2 separate regions of the Homo sapiens genome follow, and region 2 is linked to region 1. Evidence: read pairs that join two places in POLR2A ChIA-PET (ENCODE). Cell type or tissue: GM12878. All regions are shown on one strand.

Region 1 (4,000 bases):
ATGCCCACCCAATGCCCTTTCTACTTTGTTGGAGTTTTATAACAGATCGAACACTCAGCAATGACCTCTGTGTTCCTAATCCATTCCTTGTTTATTTCCCATGAAAATAAAAAAGGAATGTTGCTGTGACTTTCCAATGACAACATCCTGCACATCCCTCAAATCTCATTTGCAGGAAGGCACTTACTATCAGCCCTGGATTTATTTTTAAAAATCTCATTTTGCTTTTACAGGCACAGGAAACAAAGTCAGCATAAGCCTTGAAAGAATTCTCTGCAGAGTCCCAAGAAAGAGCCCTGAGCTGCTCCCCTCCTGAATGCAATGGATTATCCTAAAGTGAGCAAGGCCACTATTCCGAGTTAATATTTTTAAGCACATAATTGTCGTTCGGATGATGGCTCACACTCTCCCAAAGAAAGCTGTTTTATTACAATTAACTAAAAGATTGCCTGTTCAGTTTCTGATCTCAAACCTGCACTTCCATTTTTGAATAGCAAAATTATACAGAAAACCCTATATATAATGAAACCTTCGCTCTTAAAGGATTTCACTAATTCTTCCAATTGCAAAATAATCCCCATTCCAATACCTTTGCATAGGCTTCCAATAATAAGTACTACCTCAATTAGACCTTCCAATCTCTAATCCCTAAATCTTTATAAGTTTGCAAGTGTAAATCCAGAAACCCTTTTAGCTTGCCTGTCCACATGCCCCCTTTAAAACACGCTGCATATCTGTGATTACATTATATTAGTTTCTTTTTCAATTAAGCCTTTGGAAGAGTTCTCCCTGTCGTGGTTGTAGTGGTCGCGGTGGTGGTGGTGGTGGTGGTGGTGATGATGGTGATGTTTTAACGGAAAATAAAGGGGATCAAAGGTGGTGAGATGCCCCTATGAGAAAACCAGCTCTCAATTATTCATCGACAGGCGTCAAGTGCTACAGTCTAGCAGAGAAAATACAGGCAGCCCTCAGCTTTGTACCAAGCACAATGGCCCCCAGAAGTGACTGTGAAAGCCACAGAGAGATGCCTTTTTACATTGTGTATGAGCTCTACAATAGCCCCATGCCCTCTCCCACAGCCCAGGAAGGGGAGCCTAAAAAAAGAGGCAGTCTTTTGATTTAAAGAGGACACAGGGCGGCATCTTTCAGGGGTACAATGCACTCAGACCCCACACACAGTGAACTTGGGTCTCGCTTCCAGGAGGAAGCAGCAGACTTTGTTCTCCATCCTTCACTGCTCATCTCTAGGGCAGCCCAACAGCTGCAGCCTGACCCGGATACACCCATGAGCTCCCACTGAAGCAAGAAACTCTCTTCCCTGCGACTATTTACACACTTTCCCTTTCTCCTGCCACTGCTTCCAGAGCCCTCTGAGGGTGAAGCTAGGGCACCATTAGCAACTGAGAGACTGAAATTTAACCTCCATGGCCTATAATTTTGGCCCGAGCAATGCAAAACAGAGGAGTTTCAAATCCCACTACAGAGTGCCTTTAAGCTCTTTCTTACTTTGCACTTTAGTCGTTCATGAATAATCTTACCTCCCATTAAATGATGATAATAGAAACGATTTCCAAATGGCCCCGAGTTCATTTTGAGAAAGTGAGTTTGAAACTACTGCCTTTCTAATGAAACAAGAGAGTTTAAATTCAGCTTAAATTTCATCATCTGAAAAACAGGAGACACTAAACCTTCTGTGGCTCCCTGGTACCAAGAATAAAACTCAAACTTTAGAGCATTCAGAGCCATCCAGGTTCACCTCTCCACCCCTGGGCTCCCGTATTCCCAGACATCACTCTCCTCACTGCCCCACTCCCTGCTCTGGCAGGCGTCCTCACCTGGAATGTCTTTCCTCTCCCTTCCCAGATTCCGCCAGCAAATTTCTACTCATCCTTCAGAGCCCGGTGCCAACCTCAACTTTCCCTGGAAGGTTTCCTTCCACCACCACCACCACAACCACCACCATCACCACCACCACCAAAATCAATCACCCTCCTCTCCCTTTCCTTCACAGTTTGTCTCTCTTTGTAACAGCAATCGCATCTGGCCCCATAAGACAGTGAAGTATGTGTGTTTACATCCACCCTAATAGAATGAATGTTCCTTGGGCCAGACTTTGCAGCTAAACGTTGGTATTAGAACCATTTGAAACAAAATTTAAGCAATTCCCTAAATCCTTCTGAGTCTCCATTGCCTCATCTGTAGAATGGAGCTAGTAACAGTTGCTCTTGCTACATGGCAGACTGTGTCAAGATCTCAATAGCACAATCAAGCTTCAGATAGCGACTGATTAACTAGAAGACTCTGAAGATACCTTAGAGGCCTGAAATGACTTTAGAGGGGTGTGTGTGTGTGTGTGTGTGTATAAAACTTTGCAGCCAATATCTTGTATTTAACATGTTGAGCCTTAAGATAATCAATATTATTCCCAAAGGGTATAGCTAAAACCCAGGAAAGACAACATCCCCTTAAGAAAATGGAAGGGGCGGGCGCAATGGCTCACGCCTGTACTCCCAGTACTTCAGGAGGCTGAGGCAAGATCCCTTGAGCCCAGGCATTTGAGACCAGCCTGGGCAACATAACTAGACCCTGTCTCTACAAAAAAAAAAAAAAGAAAAAAAAAATCAAAAATTAGCTAAGTGTGATGGTGCACACCTGTAGTCCCAGCTACTTGGGAGGCTGAGGAGAATTCCTTGAGCCCAGGAGGTCAAAGTTGCAGTGAACTATGATCATGCCACTGCATTCCAGCCTGGGTGACAGAGCAAGATTCTGTCACCATAAATTTTTTTTTTAAATTAGGGTGAGGGGAGACCAAAAAAAGCCCTAGTTCAATGTAGAAAAGGTTCTCTAACACTTTAGAGCTACACTATACATTACAGTAGCCCTAGTCACGTATGGCTAGTAAGCATTTGAAATGCAGCTAGCCTGAATTTAGATGTCCTGTAAAAATACACATTGGATTTCTGGAGACTTAGTACCAAAAATATGTAAAATATTGCAGTGAGTTTTAATATTGAGTACCTGTTGCAATATTTCAGGTATTAATCTCACCTGTTTCTTTTCACTTTTTTCAATGTAAAAATGGCTACCGGAAGATTTAGTTCTGTGTGCAGCAGCAGTGTATTTCCACTGGACAGTGTTGCTCTACAGAAGTCTTGTCTCAGACCCTCCCGTTGCAAACCAAATTAGCAGATCCCTTTCTGGGACACATTTAATTACCTTTGTGGTTACAGTGATGCAATTCCTACAACTTTGACAGTTGTTCACTTTTTGGCTGTTCACATTTAGCCATGGTATAAAAGGGGTTGTTCTTGGCTCTCTTAAGTGACAGCTCACCATAGAATCAAAATGAAAATCAAATCAGCATTGAAAATTCCATACCCGCTATCCCAAAAAGGGGGATTTTCTTCTTAGTGACCAATTACCATCAGTGTATTCCTTCTTTTAGCAAATAGTTACTGAGTGACCATTATGTACCAGGCTCTATTGGAGATGTTGGGATATTGTGCTAAACAAGACATGGCCCCTTCCCTGAAGGAGTCAATGTATCAGAATGAGTAATATTAGAGATGTACACACACAAAGTACCACAGGGATGACAGGAAGGACATCTATCCCCTCATTCTGACCAAGAGGGGATGGATGGTAACACAAGAGGTAATACATGAACTAGACTTCGACCCAAGGTCACATCCAAGTTGAAGAAAGACATGAGCGTCATCTAAACACAGATGATACCCCAGGCCCCAAGAGAGGATGAGCTCACCAGGGATAGCGTGTAGGGTAAGAAGAGAAGGGGCTATCATTGAATGTCCCACTTACAGAGTTTACAGCTGAGCTTAAGGCCTTTATGAAATAATTACTTCTTGACCTAATTATCTGAAACCAAGAACATGGAGATGGGCATACTAGTGAGGTGAAGAGTACAGTGTTTGCTGTCAGTTAGACCTGAGCCAGGATCCTGTTCCAGCTTTCCGATTAGGCAGGCTCCTTCACCTCTCTA
Region 2 (4,000 bases), 62 kb before region 1:
TCAAACATGTTCCAGGCACAGAGAAGCCGGCCTGGAGGAATAGAAAGATGAACTGGACAGGGAGGCTCTTTCAAAGGAACATACAACCACCAGGGGAGATGGGACATAAACATCACTGTCATCACAGTAATAACCACCATCTTCTATCTGCCTCGCTCTGTGCCAAGTGTTTTATAAACATTCTCTTAAAAGCCCTGTGAGGTTGCTGTTGGTATCTCCACTTTATAGAAGAGAAAAGCAAGGCAGAGCAATGAAAAGACAGGCAGAGCCAAGCTGAGCACAGTTCTGATCCGATCCAAAAATCCAGACTCCTCCCGATCAAAGGAAGAGAATGAGACATGCTACCATGGGCTGCTGTGGATGACGTGGAAGAACAATGAAGCAAAGGCATGCAAAATTTACACAAGTACATCATATGGACAAGTGAGGCCTGAGATTCTGCACTGCTAACATCTAACAACTGTGGTGCTGATACTGCTGGTCCTATGACCACACATTGAGTAGGAAGTCTTTACCAAGCAATGATGGGCATCGACTCATGGGCAGTTCTATATGAAGAAGAGGTTGGCCTCATTAGACTTAAATACTGAGTCTATGACATAAACACCAGACTTAAAGTAAATTAAGTGGTCATAGTTTGTCTTGAAAGGGTTTGAGCAAATACTATTTCTCATGAGCTCCAAGGCATCATTTCTCAGCCTTTACGAGCCCTCATCCCGAAGATACTTTCCCAGTCCATCATTTTCACGTCCCTGCCAGGCAAGAAGACTTGTCCTGCTTTGCTGTCTGTATTTTTGTATGGAAAAAACCAGCAAAGTGAATTGATATGTTTTATCAAATTACAGTCTCACCCTCATTTCTAATGCATATCCCCTCTGTATGTTGCTGATGCACCATTGAAAACAGCTGAACTAACAGATGTCCTAGAGGAAAGTAAATGTTATATAATAAAAAGGATTGTTCTTCACAATCCACTGTATATGGGACTCTAGAATGAATCTGCTTTTTATCACATTGAATCCAGAGTTATGATCTCTTTCATATGTCTATGCATAAATACATGTATAAATTAAATCTTCTATACTGCCACAAATGAATACATGATACTGTTTAGGAAATAATGCCCTGGTTTATAACTCCGAGGTTAGCTCTGGTTAAATGAATGTCATCACAAACAAATACTGCAATGTACTTTCCCACCCATTCCGCCCTCCCCTTCTGCTCGGTGTACCCATATGGATTCAATTTTAGCAGACACTGAGCCACCCTGGCAATGGGAGAGGAGAAGATATTTGCAAATACCTCTATTCCACAATGTAAGGTTTATGTTCCTTGAGGTAAGCAACATTCCACATTGCCTGTGGAATGCAGCATGGTCAAAGAGAGTCAGTGTGAGATCTGGCCCTGAGGTCTAAGAACCTCATTGGGATGCACATATTAGAACTCCCAGACATTAAGACCAGATTATTCTAAAACAGTTTGCAGTTAAAACCCAGTGCATGGCAGCCCATGAGGCACTAAGGACAGACACTCCGCTGAAAGGTCCCCAAAACAAGCTACCATCTGAACAGGAAGACAGCGTCAGACCTCAATGTCTCAGACTTGACCTACCATTCCCATTCCTTCCACCCTGAAATCCAGGAGGACGAGGGCATCTCTATGAGAATATCAAGGACGGAGTCCCTACACCATAACTCAGCTCACAGACTCCAAAGGGCAGGTGAGGCCTAGGGAAGGAGGATCAGAAGGCATAAGTACAATCTTTTCAGATTTACAAGTTTTCTTACAACATGAAGAAACAGCTCCACAAGGAGTGATTTTATAACCCCATATGATGTCATCTTCTAGCCAGAATCTTTGCCACAGGGGTTTCACAGAAATATAAATGTGTCAGGCTTTACCATAATTAGCTACTTTTTAAAAAATGTATAATTCACATCTTAAATTGCCTAATGGAGATGGGGTTGGTATAGCTAATCAGAAACTTGGCTTCTGCGAAGAAAGAATAATTGAGCTTCTTAATAAGATGAAATAAAAAGATTTCTAGCCCTTACATTCTGGTGCTTAATAAATCAGTATGCAAATGAAAATAATCAAAACAAAAGCTCCCAAGAAATCAGCCTACACATGCATTATGCTCTTCAGTCTGGCCGTCTGGAGATTAGCAGAGCTTCAAGGCCAGGCACCACTCACACCAGAAACCATGCAGCACCGATACAGGATTACATGATGAATCCTTCCTTCCTGGGAGGAAACATTAAAGAGGACAGTGGCCTCTCCTGCCCTCTCAGTGGGATCAACTGAAATCCATCCACCTGGCAACCTTCAGGTATGTGTTTGTAATGTGATAAGAACGAATTCAAAAGTCACTAAGCAAAAAGTTCATTGAAATCGAAATCACTAAATGGGAACCGTGAGCAGCAAGTGACTAACCGCAACTTGGAAAAATATTGCTGGGAAATTGTCCTTGCTCTATTTGCCCGGTTCTGAGGGAAGAAGGAGGAAGAGGCTAAGTCGTGAGAATTGCTAGAGAAACCACAGACGGTTTCAGGGTCAAGGTCTTCATTTGTGGCCCATATCACACTGTCAAAGAAAATGGAAATGAGGGGTAGAGTCCTTGATATTCATTCTGTCACTCTCCTTCCTTAGTCAAAGCAATATTCTGAACTAAGAAACCAAATTTATCGCTGAAATATGTCATTTTGCTAAATACATTTATTTATTCATAAAACTTTATATCACTATTACACTGACAATGTTGAAGGAAAAAAAGAACTGTTATTTCAACATGAACCTTGCCAAAGGCTTAAGAAAACCACATTTTAGTTTTCCCTTTCTCTATTAAAAAATGCATCTCTACTAACCCAAGATCTCTCTTTCATTATAAGTAACTTTAATTTCATTGAAAGGATTTGGGGATGGGGGTAAATTTTAGTTTCATTCTAAATAAATGCCTTCAATTTCCCAGCCTCGGCCCAATCCAACGGAAATTTTTGTAACGGGACATGAGCTACAGCCAAAAAGACTTATCCAGAAAAGCTGCCTGTCTCTGTCTCTCTGAACATCCATTGGCTGAGGCCATTTCACAGTGCCTTCTTTTCATTGCTTATTGATTGGCACTTGCAACCAGCTCCTACGTTTCCACTGTCCCCGACAAGTGATAATGATCCATGAACCATCTAAGACTCCAAGTGTCTTCTGGGAGCACAGTTTGGAAGAAAATGTGCTCAGAAGAATCATTATCACGCGGAGAATCCTTCCACTCATTTATTTATTGATTTATTTATTCATTTTTTTAGTTGTCAAGTCCAGGTTAAGGGGAGATGGCAGGAAACAAAAGAACCATCAAAATAAGCCTTGAAAAGTCTCCATTTTAGTAATCATCCCTACTTCATACATTTCACCTGGTCATATTTTCAGGCTCAGAGGAAATTAAACTTATAAGTTCTTCCCCAGGTGCTTCACAAAATGCCAGTGTTTTCAGGTTTGATGCCAGCAACCAAGATAAAGCATGGCCAAGTACAAAACCACAAAGGAATCCATGACGCTGGGAACACCTGATCATGTTTACGAGTTCATTACACTTCTTCCTATTCTTTCCAACCCAGGGCTCCCTGGCTTCCTCAAGTCTTGGTCAGGAATCCAAAGGGATGATAATCAAGTATACAACTAACTATAGCATGATGTGATGAGTACAGTCATGGAGGTGGGTTCAAAATACCATGGAAATTTATAAAACAGAGTGATGGAATCTGTTGAGGGTATAGGGGTTTGAGTAATTGGGAGCTCATCAAGAAAAGAGATTTGGAAGCAAGACATGGTGGTGCGTGCCTGTAGCCCCAGCTACTCAGGAGGCTGAGGCAGGAGGTTTGCTTGAGCCCAGGAGTTCAAGACCAGCCTGGGCAACATAGCGAGAACCTATCTCTAAAAGGAAATAAAAAGAAAAAAGATTTGGCAGTGACACACAACAGCACTTAAACAGGGTTGCATGAGAGGGAAG

The links. ChIA-PET counts read pairs that join two places held together with the same protein. Peaks named below come from ENCODE experiments on the same cell type or tissue, not always from the same donor. Only the 100,000 strongest peaks of a DNase experiment are listed, where the experiment ranks them.
Region 2: POLR2A ChIA-PET joins it to region 1 with 5 read pairs; 3 of 35 experiments call an interaction of 5 or more read pairs at or near these places.

The regions. Positions count from the first base shown.
Region 1 is chr12:104,470,752-104,474,751 of GRCh38, reverse strand. All of the region lies in intron 1 of CHST11 (carbohydrate sulfotransferase 11), which reads right to left. Among named protein-coding and RNA genes, the nearest start is that of CHST11, 16 kb to the right of the region's middle. RefSeq lists enhancers at 1,053-1,222, 1,179-1,318. In GM12878, no CTCF peak of the experiment used is centred here; no DNase peak of the experiment used is centred here; H3K4me3 peaks cover 1,766 bases; H3K27ac peaks cover 2,273 bases.
Region 2 is chr12:104,532,885-104,536,884 of GRCh38, reverse strand. All of the region lies in intron 1 of CHST11 (carbohydrate sulfotransferase 11), which reads right to left. Among named protein-coding and RNA genes, the nearest start is that of MIR3922, 57 kb to the left of the region's middle. In GM12878, no CTCF peak of the experiment used is centred here; no DNase peak of the experiment used is centred here.